Linked DNA regions of Homo sapiens: region 2 is linked to region 1. The links are chromatin loops, found by intact Hi-C in ENCODE. Cell type or tissue: mammary epithelial cell. All regions are shown on one strand. Each heading gives the region's core, and the rest is flanking DNA. Links, peaks and the distances in the headings are about the cores only.

Region 1 (10,998 bases), core at 1,748-9,747:
TGATAAACACACTGTGGTACATCCATACCACGGAATACTACTCAGCAATAAAAAGGACTCAACTATTGGTACACACAACAACCTGGATGAAACTCAAAGGAATTAGGCTGACTGAAAAAAGTCACTCCTAAAAGGTTACATACTGTATGATTTTATATACATAACATTTTTGCGATGACAAAATTATAGAACTGGGGAACAGATAGTGGTTGCCACAGGCCAGAGTTAGGAGTGTAGGTGGGTTTAACTATAAAGGAAGTAGGAGGGATCCTGTGTTGATGGAACTGTTCTGTATTTTGACCAAAACAATGTCAATATCCTGGCTGTGATATTATTATTACACAATAGTTTTTCAAGCTGCTACTATTGGTGGAAACTGGATAAAGGGTAAATATGATTCCTCTGTATTATTTCTTATATTTGCATGTGAATGTACAATTATCTCAATATTTTAATTAAAAATGTATATATAATCAAAGAGAAAGAGCCATACATAAAGCCTAAGCAAGGGTCATCCAGCAAAGGTCAGGGCAACACAAGGCAGGCAAATAGTAGGGTGCATGGCATATGCTGTGGGGCCTGGCAGGGTACGGGCCCTGTGTGGAAAATACAGCCGAGTTGGGTGATGGCCTGGCAGGGTTGAGAGACTGGTTAGGAAAAGTACGGCTGAGTAAATAAGCAAACATACTGGGGATAATAAGAGCCAGGTTTCTCATTCTTACATAATTATAAATGGGAACAGCTATAAAGATGGTGTAATAATGGATTAGAATTGAAAGTATTGGCCAGGCGTGGTGGCTCATGCCTGTAATCCCAGCACTTTGGGAGGCAGAGGCGGGCGGATCACGAGGTCAGGAGATCCAGACCATCCTGGCTAACCGGTGAAACCCCATCTCTACTAGAAATACAAAAAATTAGCCGGGCGTGGTGGCGGGCGCCTGTAGTCCCAGCTACTCGGGAGGCTGAGGCAGGAGAATGGCGTGAACCCGGGAGGCGGAGGTTGCAATGAGCCAAGACTGTGCCACTGCACTCCAGCCTGGGCGACAGAGCGAGACTCCGTCTCAAAAAAAAAAAAAAAAAAAGAAAGTATTGGCTGGGCATGGTGGCTCACGCCTATAATCCCAGCACTTTGGGAGGTTGAAGCAGGCAGATTACTTGAGGTCAGGAGTTCAAGACCAGCCTGGCCAACATGGTGAAACCCCGTCTCTACTAAAAAAATTAGCTGGGCGCAGTGGCGGGTGCCTGTAATCCAAGCTACTTGGGAGGCTGAGGCAGGAGAATTGCTTAAACAGAGGAGGCGGAGGTTACAGTGAGCAGAGATTGCACCACTGCACTCCAGCCTGGGAAACAGAGCGAGACTCTGTCCAAAAAAAAAAAAAAAAAGAATTGGAAGTACCAAAGTGAACTTGTGGTTTTCAATATATATAGACAGAAACAGAAATAAATATACAGTTGACTCTTGAGGTTTTAACTGAGCTGGTCCACTTATATGCAGATTTTTATCAACCAAAAGGTACTGAAAATACAGTATATGCAAGATGCAAAACCCTTTAGTATGGGTGGGTACCACAGAGGAGACTGTGAGACTTGAGTATGCATGGATTTGGTATACCGGGGGTGGGAGGGTCCTGGAACCAATCCCCTGTGTACAAGGAGGGATGACTGTACCCGTAAAAATGGACAGGTACATATGTATATGTATGAACACATATTTCCCAGCTTTGTCCCCTAAAAGGGGTTGGGAATCATGATATACCAGTAGTAGTGAGCATACCAGATCTTGGTTATATTTCCTACTAAAAAGAACCAAGGCTCCTTGAAGAAATGGCTGATTTCTGGGCCAGGGCAAGAAGAGAATAAAATGAGCTGGAAGATCTTGCTGTGCCAGAGAGTGAGGAATATAGGAATGGTGGGGACATGTAAAATGGACATTGTAAACAGCTTGATGGGGTTCTTACTGTCCAAATATGGGGAAACTGAAGCATCCAAATAAATCATAGTAAAGGATTACAATCCACTGAACAAAATAGGAATCCACGCTAAATAAATAAATAATCGAACAAATAATGGGAAATTCTTCCTTACACTAGAATGCTAACTAATAAAAACAGAAGGAATAATGAAATTAGAAAATCTCCAGTTATCGGAGGGTTGGGCAGGCGAAGAAAATCTCCAGTTATCTATCACAGTAATAATTAATTCAGGCAAGAAACAGCAATAGATGCTAAAACTGCTAGGTAAAAGTTGGATGTGGAACAGGATATTTACGTAGTCTGAAATCATCTCTCCTTAAAATATTAACTATGAGGGGAGAAAGAATAATTTATAATGGATAAACTTTGGCAGACACCACTTTACTGATGTGATCAAACTAAACATAACCAGTGACGGGGCAAAATGACATCTTGTGTTATCTGTGACCCTTCTACCAAAAATGCATAATCTCAGTCTTATCATGAGGAAACAGCAGACAAACCCAAACTGAGGAACATGTTACAAAAAAAAAATTGTCTATAATCTTAAAAAATGTTAAGGTCATAAAGGTCAAGAAAGGAGTGACTAGGGCCTTTGAAAGGGATTTAAAAAACATTACCAGAATCATTTTCCTATTAAAGGATATTATTGGGACTGCTGACAAAACTTGAATGGGGGTCTCTGAGTGAACAGAATGTAGGAGTTCTTTTGTGTGCTTTTCTTGTACCTTTACTGTAAGTTTGAAATTATTTCAAAATAAAAAAATTAACATCACAAAAAGCAAGACAATCATACAGCCTGGGCATCCTGAGGGAGGAATATAGCACTGCCCATGAAACAGTCTTGTTAATTAAAAAAAATCTGACTAGACTCTACATCTATCTACCAATTTATAGAAAATATCATGTCGATATTATCAGCAAAATACAGGTTGTGGCAAACTCCACAAGGCAAAAAAACCTGTTTTCTCCAACAAATAAACTGTAAGGAAAAAGAGACAGAGGGAAGCCCAAGTTTAAAAGAGATTGAAAGCCGGGCACGGTAGCTCACGCCTGTAATCCTAACACTTTCAGAGGCTGTGGTAGGTGGATCACCTGAGGCCAGGAGTTTGAGACCAGCCTGGCCAATATGGCTAAACCCTGTCTCTACTAAGAAAACAAAAATTAGCCAGGCATGGTGGCGCATGCCTGTAATCCCAGCTACTCGGGAGGCTGAAACATGAGAATCGCTTGAACTTGGGAGGCAGAGGTTACAGGGAGCTGAGATGGTGCCACTGCACTCCAGCCTGGGAGACAAAAAAGAAAAGAGATTGAAGCTAAATAGCAACCAATTACAATGTATTGACTTTTTTTGGATCCCAATTCAAACAAATTATACACACACAATATATACATGTATAATTATATCTATGGTATATCTATAAGACAATTAGAAAATTGAACACTGTTTAGATATTTGATGATATCAAGTAAATAATGTTGATTATTTGAGGTATGGTAGTAATAATGTGGTTTATTATTATTATTATTATTTTTTTTTTTTGAGATGGAGTCTCACTCTGTCACCCAGGCTGGAATGCAGTGACATGATCTTGGCTCCCTGCAACCTCTACCTCCCGGGTTCAAGCAATTCTCCTGCCTCAGCCTCTCGAGTAGCTGGGATTACAGGCATACGCCACCATGCTCGGCTAATTTTTTTGTATTTTTAGTAGAGATGGGGTTTCACCATATTGGCCAGGCTGGTCTCGAACTCCTGATCTTATGATCCACCCACCTCAGTGTCCCAAAGTGCTGAGATTACAGGCGTGAGCTACCGCGCCCAGCCAATGATGTGGTTATTTAACAAAATGACGCGATGCCTTGAGTTTGCTTCAAAGTAATACTGATGCAGGGAACTGAGTGAGAGAAGTGAGTGGCTGAGATTGTTAAAGCTGGGTTATGGTACATATTTGAGGGATGATGCATATATGGGGGATGATACAAATATGGGGATCTTTATTTTATTCTGTATACTTTTGTGTTTGAAATTTTCTGTAATAAAAGTTTTTTTATTTTTTATTTTTTAATTTTTTTATGGCCGGGCATGGTGGCTCACTTCTGTAATCGCAGCAGTTTGGGAGGCTGAGGCAGGCGGGTCATTTGAGGTCAGGAGTTCAAAACCAGCCTGGCCAACATGGTGAAACCCCATCTCTACTAAAAACACAAAAATGAGCCGGGCGTGGTGGCATGCACCTGTGGTCCCAGCTACTCAGGAGGCTGAGACAGGAGAATCTCTTGAACCTGAGAGGCGGAGGCTGCAGTGAGCCAAGATTGCATCACTGCCCTCCAGCCTAGGCAACAGAGTGAGACGCCATCTCAAAAAATAAAAAAAAAGTAAATTTTTTTTAAGTAGTAGAATCAAGATTTAACTCTAGTTCTGTCTCACTCCACAGCTACTTCTTGATAAGTTTTCTGTTTTCCTTTAAAAATAAATACTTTATGTATCCCCCCAATTAAATTTTCCCATGAATCATTATATAACATTTAAAAAAATACTTCCCATCCACAAACATAATAAAGTATAACTATCTTTATAGATGAGATATGCTTTAATAAAATTAGCTATAAAGCAGATGTTATTTGTCTAGATTTTTTCCTAATTAAAAATTAGCTGCATTTATACTAAGAGGAAAATTTTAATTAAAAAATGTTTTTTGGAAAGGTAAAAATCAGCATACCTAGTGGATCACAATACAGGTGGTACAACCTTCCTGGGGGTATTTGGAAATATGCCGGGTTTTTTCATTGTCACTGGAACCTGGGGATGCTACTGGATTTAGTGGTAGGGGTCAGAGATGCTATATGTCTTAGGTGCTCAGAGCTCTCCAGCACAACAAAGAGTTGTCCCACCCGCAAAGCCAACAGAATTGCCATTGAGAAACACCAACTAAGAGGTAACATTTACAACAGAAGAAAGAAAAGGGAAAAAGGTTTGTCTGACTCAGACTTGTTGGCTGAAGAGTTACTCAGGGGGAAAGAAACATTATTCTAGAAGGGAAGCAGCCACTAGACATCTAGAAGGGAAGCAGCCACTAGACATCATTCTTGTGTTTGTTTTAGACAGTACTTCTTTCTAAGACCAGGGAAACTAACACATTAAGTCTGGCACCTAGAAGCTGTCCACAAATGGTAGTTACCAGTAGTATTAGTGCCTCTAGGGCCAAACACAGCAAAGACAGATGAAGGAGTATCTACAAGCATACGGAGTTTAGACAAGATGAGAAGTGGGAAACAATGGTTTTCTTGATGAGAGAGAACGCCCCCTGGTGGAGTGGTCAGATTCCAGCAAGAACACAACAGAACTGACTTGTTCCTAGCAAGTGTTGAACTCAATACCTTTAGTTAGACCCTTACTCCTTTACTCTTCTTCCTATCATCTAATCCATACTTAGGGGAGAAATCCTTCAAAGTTCTCCATACAGTAGGACTAAAGTGAAGGTGGGCAAAGCCCCAAGGGGGCAGTTAGAAAATACTGCAAGTGGTACTGCCAAGAGAAATTACTTAACATCTCCCTTGGCTAACTGCCGGTGGTGGTAGCAAGACCAGCAATATCTAAAGCAGAAGCAGGGAGGCTCCCAGCTCAGAGCTTGTGATGGTCAGGACGAGTAAAGGGCAAATGTGGTAGTAAGAGTTCAAGTCACGACACTTGTCCTTGCCTGGGGTGTCATATAAAAAGCAAAATGGCATGGGAGAAAAGACACTGGGAGAAGTAGGGCTGGAGTGCTTCTGGATGTGCTAAGTGGCACTTACAACTAATGAAAGGAGAACAAAATTAAAGTTTGATTCATAAGTAGGCCTTTGATGATAGGAACAAATGCATAATCTCAGCTGATGATAATTATGCAGGAGACAAACACTGTTTGCAATACTCCTTCTTAAAAGGCCAAGGCCATTATTCAGGATTTTGAAAAGGAATTCTAACAGGCCAAGATGGTAAGGCAGTAAGTAATACTTGCAACCTGGGATTCCAATATGAAGAAGAGAGCCTTTTCTTTTGTGTCCATTCATATAGCTACTTTTATTAAATGCCAGCTTGCACAGAGAGACAAAAAGTGTATTAAAGAGACATTACCTTTCATGTTTGCAACACACTCGCTGTTATTCACCAAGGTAGAATATGGTTGTTCATTCTGAGGCAAGACTCCTGCAGCCATGGTAGTCTGTTGGAAAAAAAATTATTTTTTGAAAGTTTGCCTTGGGACAGTCATTTATTAATCACCCAAAATATGGCTAGACCTTTGTTATCCAATGCTGCAGTCACTGGCCAAGTGGCAGATACTTGAAATATGGCTAGTCAGGTTGAGATGTGCTGTTAAGTGTAAAATACACACAAGATGCTGAAAATTTAACACAAAAAATACAATGTAAAATACCTCAATAATTTTTACATTAATTACACATGCTAAATTTCATGGCTAACAGATTATTGTATTGCTCAAATGATACAGTTTCCATTGAGAAAAGTTAATTAAATCTTCTTAGATGTCAAAAAACCAAAAATTATACTTATTAAGTTATTTCTATGTGCCAGACACCAGTATTAAGTCACTTTTTTCTAAAAAGAACTCTACGAAGTAGCTATCATCCCCTATTTTAAAGGGGTAGAAGTCATGTCAGTAGGATTAACACACACTAAGTAGTAGGGTGGTAGTTAATCCCATCTTTCAGCTTCCAGTTCAGTTTTTTCAATTAGTACACAGCTGCGGATGAAAGAAATTCTAATAAAGATGATCTCAACATTTTTGAGCTTCCAGATAAACAACTGTGTAATTCAACTTTGTAGTTCCTAAGTGTACCTCAATGTAAATATTGATGAAAACAAAACTCAGTTGTGGAATTTTATAAATGACAAAACTATTTCCATAAAATGCAAGCACATAACCCAGAAAAGTTTATGGAGTTGACTGTGATACAAGATAAAATAACACGATTCAAACGTTTTTTCTAAATAATGATTTTAATAATTTTCTTGGCAAAACCATGTTTACGGTTTGAACATCTATTATTGGGAGGTCAAATATTATACTTTTATTAGCTTATTAAATGGCTATGAATTTTATTTAAAGGCAATAAAAACTTGTTGAAATTCTTGTACCAATAAATCTACAATGGTAATTAAATCCAGCCCTAATTAATATTTTTCTTTGGTGCACTGGATCATTCCTCTGAGAAAAAAGTCACTTCTCAAATCTCAGTGATTCTTTGAGAATTTCAAGTTCACTAAAATTTTACTTCTAAAAGCAATCTTTATACGCTCAAAAAAGTACAAAATTTAAAATCTAAAATCCTATTTGATAAAGCTGTTTCCCTTCAAAAGAAATACAGGAATTAAAATCACAGGGGTGATCTAAAGTGAAATTAAAAAGAATGCTTCCTGAAATATTAATAATGTCACACACCAGGTATCATACTAATTAATGCAAAATTTTATAATGTGCATAGTATTTCAAATGAACGTTACATAAAGACATTAAGTAAAGGGACTAATGGAACAAGTTGTTCCAGGAAATTCATTAGCAAAAACTTAATTTGAAAGGATATCCATTAAGATTAGACTTAGATAAAACATTTTTTACCATATTTTAAAATTTGGACTATTTTCTTAAAACATTTTGATGAGAAAAACAATTATCACCATATTAGAATCATGGAATTTTGGAGCAGCTGGGACGCTAGCCCTGGCTATTTTGTATATAAGAAGTTATGAACCATGTCCCAGAGAAGGTCCTGCCTTGTCCCACATGATACAGCATGGAGAGTGACAGAGCATGCTGGTGACAAACTTGGACCAGTCATCACTTTTTTTGTGAAGCTTTCCCTGCCCTCACTCTTTGCTCTTCAGCTATAATGTAATGAAACATGTATACCTGACAGTCTCCCCTGTAGACCATGGGGTCATGAGGATGAGTTATGACTGGTTCACCTTTATGTCTCTAGAGAATGGAAAAGCCAGTATATAGGTACCCTCGTGACACAACTGTCAAACTGAAATGGACCATATTAGACTGAGTTCCTTGAGTCTATTCACGTCTTATTTATCTCTGTATCCTAAAGCCTACCGAAAACATGTCTAATATGGTTTGGATCTGTGTCCCCACCCAAATCTCATGTCAAATTGTGTTCCCCAGTGTTGGAGGTGGGGCCTGTGGGAGATGACTGGATCATAAGGATGGATCCTTCATGAATGGTTTTGCATCATCTCCTTGATGTTGTGGTAGAGTTCTCATGATATCTGGTTGTTTAAAAGTGTGTAGCACCTCCCCGCCCTTCCTCCTGCTCCTGCTCCCACTTTGCCTTCCACCATGAGGCCTCCCCAAAAGCAGATGCTGCCATGCTTCCTGCACAGCCTGCAGAACCATGAGGCAATCAGACCTCTTTTCTTTAGAAATTACCCAGTTTCATGTATTTCTTTATAGCAATGCGAGAATGGACTAATAAAGATACTTGAAAATGTGGAGGCAGCTTTGGAACTGGGTAATGGGCAGAGGTTGGAAGAGTGGGAAGGGGTCAGAAGACTGGAAGATGAGGGAAAATTTGGAACTTCCTAGAGACTTGTTGAATGGTTGTAACTAAAATGCTGATAGTGATATGGAAAGTGAAGGCCAGGCTGAGGAGGTCTCAGATGGAAATGGGGAATTTACTGGGAACTGGAGCAACAGTCACTTTTGTTAAACCTTGGCAAAGAGCTTGGCTGGATTGTGCCCCTGCCCTAGGTATCTGTGGAACTTTGAACTTGAGAGAGAATTTAGGGTATCTAGTGGAAGAAATTTCTAAGCAGCAAAACATTCAAGAAGTCACCCGGCTGCTTCTAAAAGCCTATGCTCATATGCATGAGCAAAGACATGACCTGAAACTAAAACTTATATTTAAAAGGGAAGCAGAGCATAGAAGTTTGGAAAATTTGCAGCCTGGCCATGTGGTAGAAAAGAAAAGTCCATTTACAGGAGAGCAATTCAAGCAGGCTGCAGAAATTTGCACAACGAAAAGGAAGGCAAGTGCTGATAGCCAAGACAATGGGAAAAACGCCTTGAAGGCATTTCAGAGACCTTCCAGGTAGCCCCTCCCAACACAGGCTCAGAGGCCTAGGAGGAAAGGATGGTTCTGTGGGCTATGCCCAGGGCCCTGCTGCCCTGTGCAGCCCCAGGACACTGCTCCCTGCACCCCAGCAGCTCCAGCTGTAGCTAAAATGGGCCCAAGTACAGTTGAGGACACTGCTTAAGAAGGTGCAGGCCGTAAGCCTTGGTGTCTCCCATGTGGTGTTAAGCCTGCAGGTGCACAGAATGCAAGAGCTGAAGCTTGGGAACCTCCACCTAGATTTCAGAGGATATATGGAAAAACCTGAATGTCCAGGCCGAAGCCTGCTGCAGGGGCAGAGCCCTCATGGAGAACTGCTACCAGGGCAGCACAGAGGGGAAATGTGGGGTTGGACCCCCTACACAGAGTCCCCACTGGGGCACTGCCTAGTGCAGCTGTGAGAAGAAGGCCACTGTCTTCCAGACCCTGGAATGACAAAGTCTCCAGCAGCTTGCACCCTGTGTCTGGAAAAGCCATAGGCACTCAATGCCAGCCCATGAGAGCAGCCTTAAGAGATGAACCCTGCAAAGCTACAGGAGCCGAGCTGCCCAAGGCCTTGGGAGCCCACCCTTTGCATCAGTGTTCCCATGGAGTATTTTGGAGCTTTAAGGTTGAATGAGTGCCCTGCTGGGTCTCAGACTTGCATGGAGCTTGTAGCCCCTTTCTTTTGGCTGATTTCTCCTTTTCGGAATGGGAGTATTTACCCCATGCCTATATCCCCATTGTATCTTAGAAGTAACTAATCTGGTTTTGATTTTACAGGCTCACAGGTGGAAGGTACTAGCCTTGTCTCTGATAAGACTTTGGACTTTTGAGTTAGTGCTGGAATGAGTAAAGACTTTGGGGGTACTGTTGGAAAGGCATAAGTGTATTTTGCAACGTGAGAAGGACATGAGATTTGGAGGGGCCAGAAGTGGAATTGTATGGTTTGGATCTGCATCCCCACCGAACTCTCATGTGGAATTGTAATCCCCAATGTTGAAGGTGGGGCTTGGTGGGAGGTAACTGGATCATGGGTGGGGGCAGAGTTCTCATGAATGGTTTAGCATGATCCCCCTTTGGTAGTGTATAGTGAGTGAGTTCTCATGGGATTCAGCTGTTTAAAAGTGTGTAGCACCTCCCCCTGCCTTCCTCCTGCTTCTGTCATGTAAGATGCCTGCTCTTGCTTTGCCTTCTGCTATGAGTAAAAGCTCCCTGAGGCTTCCCCAGAAGCCGATGCTGCCATGCTTCCTGTACACCTGCAGAACTGTGAGCCAATTAAACCTCTTTTCTTTATAAATTACTCAGTCTCTGGTATTCCTTTATAGCAACGGGAGAACAGACTAACACAATGACTATTTAAAAAGTATATGTTGAGTTAATTGTCCTCTTCTGGGTTACAATTATGGACTACTTTAAAGACTTATTTCTAACTAATCCTTCAGAAACTTTAAGTTGTAAGGAACCTCAGAAGTTCCTCTCGGAGAATCCTAACCAAATGTGAGCACACTCTCCACAATATCTTTGTCTAAACAGTAACAGTGACATCATTACACAGCTCTGGTAGCCAGAAAGCTTTTTATAATATTACCACTCTGTAATTTCTACCCACTGGTCCTATTTCTGCTCACACAGAACAATACACCCTTTCTTCCATATATCTAAAGCTAGTGATCATGCTCCCCTCACTTCTGATATATAGCTTCCCAGATGATACATCAGCAGTTCCCTTTACCTTTTGTCATAAGTAATGTTTCTAGATCTCCTCATCAGCTTGGATGCTCTTTTCTATATATATACTCTATAGTTATTAATATTCTAGTGCCCAGAACTGAAGTCTAGTCCCCAGATGTGGAACAATCATCAAAAATCAAAACAAAACCAGTCACCTTCCTTATCTGAAAAGTTTATGTGGCTTATTATCACATTAGCA
Region 2 (10,998 bases), core at 2,038-10,037, 540 kb before region 1:
AAGATGGAGTAGGCAGGTGACAGAGATGGATGCCCGTAATAAGATTAAATTAGTGGGAACTGGCAAGAAGGCATGCTCTTTTTTGGAACTGATAGTGGAGAGATGAGGGAATATCACATTAGAAAAATTGGAGGAGGGCCCTAATTGGAAAGAGGAATCCAGATGCAGGAAATCTGGGTTCTGGTGGGAAGGCTGCCGTGATAATCTAATCAGGATATTGCTGATGTGTAGGGGAAGGCCCCTCTGGGAAGATGCCCTATTTCATTAGAAGAGCACCTTGAGAATGCCTCCTGTTAATGGTTGAACTGTAAAAAAGAATCACAAAACAAAACAAAAACATTCTTTGATTTCTTTCTTGCTCTAGAAATCAACTGATGAGCCTTCTGAGAAGGATGCTCTGCAACCAGGCCGGAACCTGGTGGCAGCCGGCTACGCACTGTATGGCAGTGCCACCATGCTGGTCCTTGCCATGGACTGTGGGGTCAACTGCTTCATGCTGGACCCGGTGAGAGACCTCACAGGAGGCTGGGGGCTTGGCTGGTGTCTGTGAGCAAATGAATGATATGTGTGGGGGATTGGCAGGGGTATGTGGAGGTGGGAGGTGATGCCCATGGAGGGACAGAGATGATGATGTGTGGTGGAAAGGGGGCAGGAGACCAAGAGAGAGTGTATGCCTCCCGAGCAGACTATGGAGGTGAGAAATGCCATCTCAGACTGGCACAAGAGGGGGTCTTTGTTCCAATGTGAATTCCTCAGAGCAGCTGTTACTCAAATGACCCAAATGCCAGGTCCAGGCAGGCCATAGGGATGATGAAGTGTGCTGGGGAAGGAAGGCCGGGGGGCAAGGGTGGAACTGGGGTGAACTGAAGAGTTCCAGCAATTACAATTGGGAGGAGGGGGCCCGCCTTGCCAAGGCTTCTATTAATGGTTCAAGAAACACTGGATTGTAAAAAACATAATGTTTCTGCATGTGTGCAACACTATGTTGGCCAACTAAAATGCATTTATGGACCTGATGGGGCTGTAGATATTCTGTTTGCCATAAACTGTATCCATCCATTTCTAGCTTTTCTACTTTAGTCACCAAAAGGCTGTTTTCCTGAGACGAATGGGTGTGCCAACTGAAGCAGTGGACGACATTGCTTCTTCAAAAATAGCTCCCACATTTATTCGTGTACATTTACACAAACCTTCAGTTAACTGGTGCAGTCTTTCTTTCTTTTTTTTTTTTTTTTCTGAGATGTAGTCTTGCCCTGTCTCCCAGGCTGGAGTGCAGTGGCGTGATCTCGGCTCACTGCAAGTTCTGCCTCCTGGGTTCGAGCGATTCTCCTGCCTCAGCTCCTGAGTAGCTGGGACTACAGGCGCCTGCCACCACACTTGTATTTTTAGTAGAGACGGGGTTTCGCCATGTTGGTCAGGCTGGTCGCGAACTCCTAACCTCAGGTGATCTGCCCGCCTCAGCCTCCCAAAGTGCTGGGATTACAGGCATGAGCCACCATGCCTGGCCAACTTTTTTAACTTTTAGAGATGTCCTCCTATGACATTAGTGAACTATGTGTAAAGTGCTTTTTGCTGGCAAACTGAACCCCAGGAACAGACAAGGAACAGGAACCTTCTGTGCGAGATAGGCTGCTGGAGGTGAGGCCGGGTCTGTGTGTGGCAGGAAGGCTAACTCAACACAGGCTGCCTTTGTCCCAGGCTGTCAGGGAAGTGGACTTTCACCTCCTTGGAAGCATGGGCACTTAACAAATAAACAAGGGTAGGGTAATAGCACTAGTTAAAGTCGCCAAATGTGGTGACCTGGGTAGGGGTGGGGTGGGGGAGTTAGTGGCAGAACCAGAGCAAAGTTCCACCTGAGCCCAGGATGGAATTTCGGGCACCACTGATGTTTGCTGACTGTGATTTGCCGGGCCCTGACTGCTTCCCATTCTTCTGGTGCCTTCTCTTGTTACCTTTGAGTTGGTGGAAGCAGAGAAAACATTCAATCCCTTCTTGTTTCCAGATTGCAGGGGAGCATCCCTGTAGGGAAGCTTCTGTGTGTTTGATAGTCTTTTGCCCTCCTCAGTCCTGAATGTTTGGAAGCGCAATGCAGGGCTGCTGGGATTTGATTCCAGCCCTTCTGTCTGCGGTGCCTGACGGGGCTGAGCCTCCCGCCAGGGAGGTGCTAAGTGCTTCCTCTTTGTTTGCGCTTGCTGCAAAGCCAGGCTGACGGTTTCTGCTGAAAACACTGCTACAGCTGTACTCGGGTTTCCAGCGGCTTCAACTTTCTGGGAGCTTTTATGTTTTGTCTCTGTACACAGACTTTCCTCCTTTGCACCATGGACAGTCTGGCTGGGCCCTGCGCTCTGCACCCAGCAACTGTTGTGAGATGGCTTTCTTTTCTATATAGTTTTTTGAAAGACATTTATTTATTTATTTTTCTACCAACGATAAAAGAATATTCCGGTATACTTGTGGTCAAAAATTTTGAAAATATTAAAAAAGGCATAAAAGTAAGAAAGAAGAATCACTTCCAGTGACACCTTTCAATGGCCACTGTGAATTCTCCCCTCCCTTTCTCCCTGTCTGTCTGGTTTCAACGTATTCCATATGGGTAGGAACCAATTTCTGCTGTGGAATAAATGGCTAGGTAGAGAGGTGTCGGTGGGCCTTTTTTCTTTTCAACTCTTGTGTCAACGTCAAGCCCCTCCTAAATGGGCAGAGCCTCGATCACCCTCTTGCCAAAAACACACAGGAACCCATAACAATCCTCAATCCGGAGCAATAGGACTTCTGCAACACTTTTCCCCCAAATTCAAATCTCCTTTGAAGAGCCTAAAGCTTAAAGGCATAAGCTTAACCCTGGGCTATGTGGGAAGAGGCAGTCTGAGAAAAACTTCACACGCCAGCGAGCAAAGGCCATCGGAAGTTACGTACGCCAGACTCAAAACTCAGGGTTCTACTTTGTTCTATAAGAACGCCCAGAAAGGAGAACTCCCATCAAGGTAGAAATGTAAAGCCGAGAACAGCGCTGAGCACTTGGGTGTAACTCAGGGACTGATCCTGCGGTGGCCCGTCTCTCCTGAGAGCCCACCTCCCGCCTGAACCAACCCTTTTTTCTGTTTGGTAAAGGCATACACATCTTATATTGCTTTGGACACACGGTTCTTACTCTCTTGCAGGCTTAGCAGTTGTTTCACAAGTCTGCTCTCCCTATTTTTGTGTGGTTTCTTTCTTGTTTGACTGAAATCATATGCAAACAAAGTCGAAAGTGTCTGTTATCACCCTGATGGCTTCTGCAGCATTGTCTTGCTTCCCCTCACCCCATTCACAGTTCCCAGAGAGCCTGGCAGGTGTCTCGGGGCCCCAAGATGAGTGGTGCCCGTGCGCCGCGACCCCAGCCCAGCGTAGCCCAGCCCATCGCTCGCCTCATCCAGGCCTGGGGGACCCAGTGCGCTCGTCATCTCTCCACCTTTCCTTCCTTGTCTAAAAAGGCCATCGGGGAGTTCATTTTGGTGGACAAGGATGTGAAGATAAAAAAGAAAGGTAAAATCTACAGCCTTAACGAGGGCTACGCCAGGGACTTTGACCCTGCCGTCACTGAGTACATCCAGAGGAAGAAGTTCCCCCCAGTAAGTGAGGGCCCGGGGAGGGTGGTGCAGGTTCTGGGCATCTGGCACCAGAGGCCGTTCTGGAGGCAGGGGCATCCCCCGGAGATGAAAGGGATCCTTGGGATCGAGGGCCTTGGGCCTCATGTGGGGCTCCTGAGCAGTGTGGAAATCTATTGGTTGATGACTTACCCTAAAGGTGAAAGGAAGCAGGGATGGAGTGGATTGGGCTTCCGTCTACACTGAGCCCACGATGAAGTTCTCACCTCAGTACTGGAGACTGGAATTCTCACCCTGAGACATCAAAAATCAGTCTCCATGTCAGCCTTTGCTACTTTCTCTTGGCAGAAGAAAATTAGGATAATAAAGTTAAACAAATGAATGAATTCATGGCAGTAAAACATCTTCCCTTCTGGGGTCCATGGTCCCAGATGGGATGAAATGTGGTTCCCCCACTCAAATGCCCGTCAAGTGGTGTCTGCCCCTTGCTAGGCCTGCCTGAGGTGCATCTATCAGTTATCTCGAGACCGAGAGTGCCCATCGTGACATCTCCCTAAAGAGGTTACAAGCTAGTGAATATGAAGAGAAGAAATGGCTGTGTGGAGCTTGCTCTATATGGAATATCTGATTTTGTCCTTTCTTTGTTTAAAAGCCATCGATGGCTGCTGTTTGCTAGAGATGAAGCTCAAATGTTTGCAGGACGTTCAAGGAGGCCTCAGATCTGCCCCAGGCTTTCTCTCCAGCTTACTCATCTCTCCTTTCACCTTATCCTGGATTCCCCTCCTGCCCCCAAGCTCCGCACACGCACACCCGAGTCCCACAGGCTCCTCCTCCAGGACCATATCCCTCTCCACATTGCTAAGCAGACACTTGTGCAGTTTCCTCTCCTGTAAATTACACACTGCCTCCCACCCCTGCCCGGTTCCTTAGCTTGGTAACAAACTTTCTCAGCCTTTAAGGTGTTACTAAATGGTACAGTTTCTGTAATGCCTGCCTCAGCCCCATAACCAGAATCAACCATACCCTCGTTGGGGCTTCTGTGGGCAATCTGACCTATTGTGAGATGATGAGAGGCTGTCTCCATTTTTCCATTTTCTATTTATTGGGAACAGGATTCTCATCACATTTTTTAGCACAGCCCCAAATACATACCTTGTAGGTGCTCGGTGAATGGATGTGGAATCAAAGAAACTTAGGAGACACCAAGAAAACTCTCTTTCTTATTTTCTGCAATCCTAATTCTTGCTGGTCTTAACTTGCAGGATAATTCAGCTCCTTATGGGGCCCGGTATGTGGGCTCCATGGTGGCTGATGTTCATCGCACTCTGGTCTACGGAGGGATATTTCTGTACCCCGCTAACAAGAAGAGCCCCAATGGAAAGGTAAGGGTGTCCCCTGGAGAGGGAGTGAGGAGCAGATTTCACTTGCAGCCCACGCGATTTAGTTTAGGAAGAAGAAAGGTTTTGCTAGCTATTACGCTCCATGCTAGGTTGCTACGTGTGTCTGTAGCATATTCTTTTGTGGATTAAAGGTAAAGCCAGACGATATCAACTAAAGATAAAAATAGTCTCTTGAGAGCCCTTCCAGTGCTATGGCAAAAGAGAATGAACGGTCAGGACGAGGACTGAAAGTCCTTAGGGCTTCCAGTGGATACAGGGCTTGGCTGGGGCAAAATGAATTCCATTCATAAAGTGAAATGAAACAACCCAGCCTCACTTCCAAGGCAGCGAATCAAATGTGTATCCTCAGTAGAAGTCTTCTTTGATTGCTTTCAAAAGGTGTAAAACAGAGGTAACTAGTGAGTCAACATCCACTACTTGGAAAACGATACCTTTTAGGGGAGGAAAGAATCTCTGGGGAAACCTAGAGCTTTCAGGTGAGCCGTCACCACCGACTCACTAGTCCAAGCCCATGGTGTTCCCAGCAGGCTGCAGGGTGGCTGTGCTCCCTCACGCTCGCTCAGAGCTGCCCTGCTTTCCTTCTGCCAGGGTGACAGTGTGCTTCCTTCCCAAGTATTGTGTCCTTCTTATGTTTTCCCAGTGGACAGATGGCTTTTTAGGCAGAGTCTTACTCGTCGCCCAGGCTGGAGTGCAGTGGCGCGATCTCAGCTCACTGCAGCCTCTGCCTCCTGGGTTCAAGTGATTCTCCTGCCTCAGCATTCTGAGTAGCTGGGATTACAGGTGCCCGCCACCACGCCCGACTAATTTTTATATTTTTAGTAGAGACGGGGTTTCACCTTGTTGACCAGGCTGGTCCTGAACTTCTGACCTCAAGTGATCCACCCGCCACAGCCTCCCAAAGTGCTGGGATTACAGGCATGAGCCACCACGCGTGGCTGCCTTTTTTTTTTTTAATGCAAGAGGAGAACAGGAACAACAGTTCCCTTAAACACAAAACCTATGTGTTTGGATGTATTTGGGTCTGTTTGCAGCATGTGGCATCCAGAATGAAGGCATTTCTATTTACTGAAACCATCATCCAGCTGTAGCTGCCTCGGGCATATCAACCTGTGTGGTTAGCCTGCTTTCCAGCACTTTTCTCTAAAGTCCCCCGAAATTGTTCCTGAACACAAATATTGAGGCTCCTTCTTTTTTTTTTTGGTTTTTCAAAACTAGCCATGACACCTATGTGGAAATAGACTCAGGAAACACCTGCAGAAAGCTGTCGCTCAGTAGGCAGACTGCATGAAAAGGCATACAATAAAAAAGTTAATATTTAAAGGTGAATGCCAAGACGTATAATACACTGAATTCCAACCCAAAAGCCTTCGGAGAATCGTAAAAGGAATGCACACAGAGTTGCAAACAATATCACACTGTTTGGAGGAGCCGGTCTGCTTTCCAGATGTCTGTAGCCAGACACCACCATGGATTTTTTTTATTGCTTTTAGAATAGGCGAAGCTCCATCCAACACACACAGAATCACTCATTAAGTCCAGTTTCCATGGTATAAAGAGAAGGCAATGATCGCTTCTGCCAAAATGTCATTCTGTCCAGTATGCAGGTGGTCTGTCTCACATTTGCATCAGGTAATCTATTGCTGGCACTGGCTTGATGAATGGTTGAATTTAACCAAATGGTTAACTGTTTTGTCTCAGATGCAACCTGGGGTGGGAGGAAACTTTTACAGCCTCACAGGAAGGAAAAATACAGTATTCGTTCCCTTGGAAACTCCCACCAGCTCTGCATGTTTTGCTGCAGAAAAGTCTCTTTTTTACGCAATACCTTCTGATACAAGGAGGCCGCTACCCGGTCTTGTTTTCCAGCTGAGACTGCTGTACGAATGCAACCCCATGGCCTACGTCATGGAGAAGGCTGGGGGAATGGCCACCACTGGGAAGGAGGCCGTGTTAGACGTCATTCCCACAGACATTCACCAGAGGGCGCCGGTGATCTTGGGATCCCCCGACGACGTGCTCGAGTTCCTGAAGGTGTATGAGAAGCACTCTGCCCAGTGAGCACCTGCCCTGCCTGCATCCGGAGAATTGCCTCTACCTGGACCTTTTGTCTCACACAGCAGTACCCTGACCTGCTGTGCACCTTACATTCCTAGAGAGCAGAAATAAAAAGCATGACTATTTCCACCATCAAATGCTGTAGAATGCTTGGCACTCCCTAACCAAATGCTGTCTCCATAATGCCACTGGTGTTAAGATATATTTTGAGTGGATGGAGGAGAAATAAACTTATTCCTCCTTAAAAAAAAGTCTCCCTTGCTTTGTGTCAAATAATAATGATGATGACAATAATAACTGCTGATGCATATAACATTAGATAACTCATTTAATCTTCACAATAACCCAATGAATCAGATACTCTGAATAATCCATTTTATAGATGACAAAATGGACGAGGAGAGGTGAAGTAATTGGCTCAAGGCTTCCAGCCAATGAGTGGCAGAGTGGGGACCTGAATGCAGGCAGCCTGGCCACTGTGAGCCAGCATACGGCTTCTCCTTCATGTCGTCCCGTTCAGGCCTGGCCCATCATTCCCCAGCCTTGTTCAGGATTGCAGCTGAGGAACCATGCAGCCTGAACATGGCGACTCACGCCCTCCTAGAAATGGGGGAGCTAATGGCTTAGTGGTGGTACCTGCATGTGACCCTCTGGCCTCCCAAACATGGATGTAACCATCTGAATCCCAAGTGAAAGTTTACTGTTTACCCAGTGGTGATTTTTCTTTTTCTTTCTTTCTTTCTTTCTTTTTTTTTTTTTTTTTTTTTGACGCGGAGTCTTACTCTGTCTCCCAGGCTGGAGTGCAGTGGCGCAATCTCGGCTCACTGCAACCTCTGCCTCCTGGGTTCAAGCGATTCTCCTGCCTCAGCCTCCCGAGTAGCTGGGATAACAGGCACCCATCACCACACCCAGCTAATTTTTGTATTTTTAGTAGAGACGGGGTTTCACCATATTGGCCAGGCTGGTCTCAAACTCCTGACCTCATGATCTGCCTGCCTCAGCCTCCCAAAGTGCTGGGATTACAGGTGTGAGCCACTGCGCCCAGCCACCCAGTGGTGATTTTTCTATAAAAGCACGGCACTTAACTCACAAAGGCTAATAGTTCCTACAGTCTAGTTACCATAAGAAAAAGGATTCACTACAAGAACAGGGTTTAAGGAAATGCAATTTGTTGCAAGCAAGCAGGCTTCTCACTAAACTCTCTATAGAAACAGTTTCTCCCTCCGCTAACCCTGGTCTTACTGGACCAGAGTCCAAGATCGTGGCAAGCTCTGTCAGGCACTAAGTAACACCTGTGGCCCTCCTTGAGCTCTAGATATAAAATGGATCTATCCATATGATTCCACTTGGGAACTGAAAACATGTGTGTATGTGAATCCTGCTTCTTCCCCTCCAAACACTCCCCATTCATTTCACATTTTCCCAGCAGGAAATTGATCTTGAGCATTGGATCTGCTTCTGCCCACTGACCAGACAGACCCAAAGCCAATATTTCTCCACTCCAGCTGGGGCTGCCCTCTGGGAAAGTCCCCTGACGCACAAAGCACCTCTTGAGTTTTAAACTTCTTGTAACTCAGCTGGCATCTGGTTCTCAAAGCATGAAGGGAGAGAAATATGGTCTGGGAGCCTTTTCCATATATATATCAGGGTGCAGTGGCTCACACCTGTAATCCCAGCACTTTGGGAGGCCAAGGCGGGCGGGCGGATCACAAGGTCAGGAGATCAAGACCATCCTGGCTAACACAGTGAAACCCCGTCTCTACTAAAAATACAAAAAATAGTTGGGCGTGGTGGCGGGCGCCTGTAGTCCCAGCTACTCAGGAGGCTGAGGCAGGAGAATGGCATGAACCCGGGAGGCAGAGCTTGCAGTGAGCCGAGATCACACCACTGCACTGCAGCCTGGGCGACAGAGCGAGACTCGTCTCAAAAAAAAAAAAAAAAAAAGAAAAAAGAATGAGGGTCTTTGCAGATCTAATTAAAGTAAGGATTAAGATGAGATGAGCCTAGATTACCTACATTAGGATGGGTCCTCCTCTGAAGCCATGCATTTTTGTACAGGTTCATGACATGGCAGGAGCCTGGAGGCCTAAGCCACCGCCATGTCGATGTCAGCCTGGGACCAGAAGGAGAGACAAACCTTTGCTGTGCTAAGCCGTGGGGATTTCAGGTTTATTTGTTGCTGCACGATAACATACGCTATCCTGACTAAACTAGACCAAGCTTGGCAATATTTTTAACCTCTCTGAGTCTCCCTTTCTTCATTTGCAAAATGTTAATTGTAATATCTATTGTAGTCAAGGCCATTTTCATCGTAGGTAACAGAAACCCATTTATTCTGCTAAAGCAGAAAGGCAATTTGTTGGAAAGCTTCAGGGGACTCTCATGAAACCTAGCACCCACTGCTTTCCTAACCCCGAGGACACACCCTTAGTCCGTCCTGGCATTGTCAGCCAATCCACTGTGTCTCCATGTCTCACACCAAGTTCCCCGGAGAAAAAAACCTGACGTCTTAGCTTGTGTCCAGTTAGCTGCAGCCATAGACCCGGGTCATATAAGACAAACGTGGCCTTGGGTTTTCTTTTTATGGGCAGGGCACGCCTCTCTCTTAGATGGGGATCGTGGGCTGAGCAGATACCCTAAAGGGTCTGCCGTGCTGGAAGCAGAAATGCTGAGGTTTCATGAAAGAGCGTTTGTTGAGATCACTGGAGACGGGGCATGGAAGGCATTCTAACAGAGTTTTGCTAACAGAGAATATGCTCTCAGCTAGTACTGTAGAGTCACAGTCCAGATCCTAGACTTCAGGTGGGGGCCCCGCCCTATGAACTGCCCTAAGACTGCCTTACTGTTCAGAGACTCTGTTTGTCCTTACTACTTCCGCCCAGGCCTGTGAGGGCCTTTCACCAAGCACAGCAAGCCCATAAATAGCTCTGTGATCACCAATGCATCAGTGGCGCTGAAAAAAGCGTGAGCTGGACGCTGCCCCCCCCTTCCTCTGGGCCTTCCAGATGCCCCGTGTGTCCACGCTGTTGTGTGCCCTGAAAGAACTTTGGCATTTGCTGAAAGGTCACCAGCTGCAATTTCAGATCATGTAGGTAACTCGAACTTCCAACATTTAAATGTAGCTGAAAGGGGCATGACAGCTGCACAGGTGCCAGCCTGGGCTGGAGGGTGGCAGAAATAGCAGGCCCTCCCTTGGATCCCTTTACGGGGGGAGCTGACTTATACATGGCACTGGCCAATCCCCCTCCCTCCTGATCCCCAAATTATCCAGGCTTCTGCTCATCCTTGACACCCACAGTGCCGGACAACCGGCGCCTCTCCAGAGATCTGCTCATAACACTGGCTTGTTTGTTTCACTTCCAATCTGTTGTGAACAGATATGTTAATAAAACATAATAAGCCGAGCGCAGTGGCTCACGCCTATAATCCCAGCACTTTGGGAGGCCAAGACAGGCTTATCACCTGAGGTCAGGAGTTTGAGACCAGCCTGCCCAATATCATGAAACCCCATCTCTACTAAAAATACAAAAGGTAGCCAGGCATGGTGGTGCGTGCCTGTAGTCCCAGCTACTCGTGAGCTGAGATGGGAGAATCACTTGAACCTGGAAGATGGAGGTTGCAGTGAGCCGAGATCGTGCCACGGCACTCCAGTCTGGGCAACACAGCGAGACTCTGTCTCAAAAAACAAAACAAACAAAAAGCATAATAAAAATAATTACAGGAGTGGCTAATAAGCACCTGCTCAACATCACTAATCATTAGGAAGATGCAACTACTCTAAGCCACAGTGAGATACCACCTCACACCCATTGGGATGGTTACTGTAAAAACAAACAAACAGAAAATAACAAGTGCTGGCAATAAGGTGGAGACCCTGGGACTCTTGCTCACTGCTGGGGAGTGTGAAATGGTGCAGCCGCTGTGGAAAATGGTGCAGCAGTTCCTCCAGAAATTAG

The links. A loop is a pair of places that touch in the nucleus more often than their neighbours do. Peaks named below come from ENCODE experiments on the same cell type or tissue, not always from the same donor. Only the 100,000 strongest peaks of a DNase experiment are listed, where the experiment ranks them.
Region 2: a loop joins it to region 1, with 21 times the contacts of the local background. A loop is called at or near these places in 4 of 110 quality-filtered maps.

Annotation. Positions count from the first base shown.
Region 1 is chr9:94,059,908-94,070,905 of GRCh38, reverse strand. It overlaps a transcript of PTPDC1 not described here. Among named protein-coding and RNA genes, the nearest start is that of PTPDC1, 19 kb to the left of the region's middle. In mammary epithelial cell, for the core only: a CTCF peak has its summit at 5,276 (motif pointing left); a DNase peak (open chromatin) is centred at 5,235.
Region 2 is chr9:94,599,428-94,610,425 of GRCh38, reverse strand. FBP1 (fructose-bisphosphatase 1) reads left to right here. Exons shown (of 7, transcript NM_000507.4): 4 at 365-505; 5 at 3,474-3,611; 6 at 4,850-4,969; 7 at 6,854-7,293. The coding sequence ends at 7,045. Among named protein-coding and RNA genes, the nearest start is that of FBP2, 11 kb to the right of the region's middle. RefSeq lists enhancers at 1-451, 1,880-2,381. In mammary epithelial cell, for the core only: a CTCF peak has its summit at 6,967 (motif pointing right); a DNase peak (open chromatin) is centred at 6,955.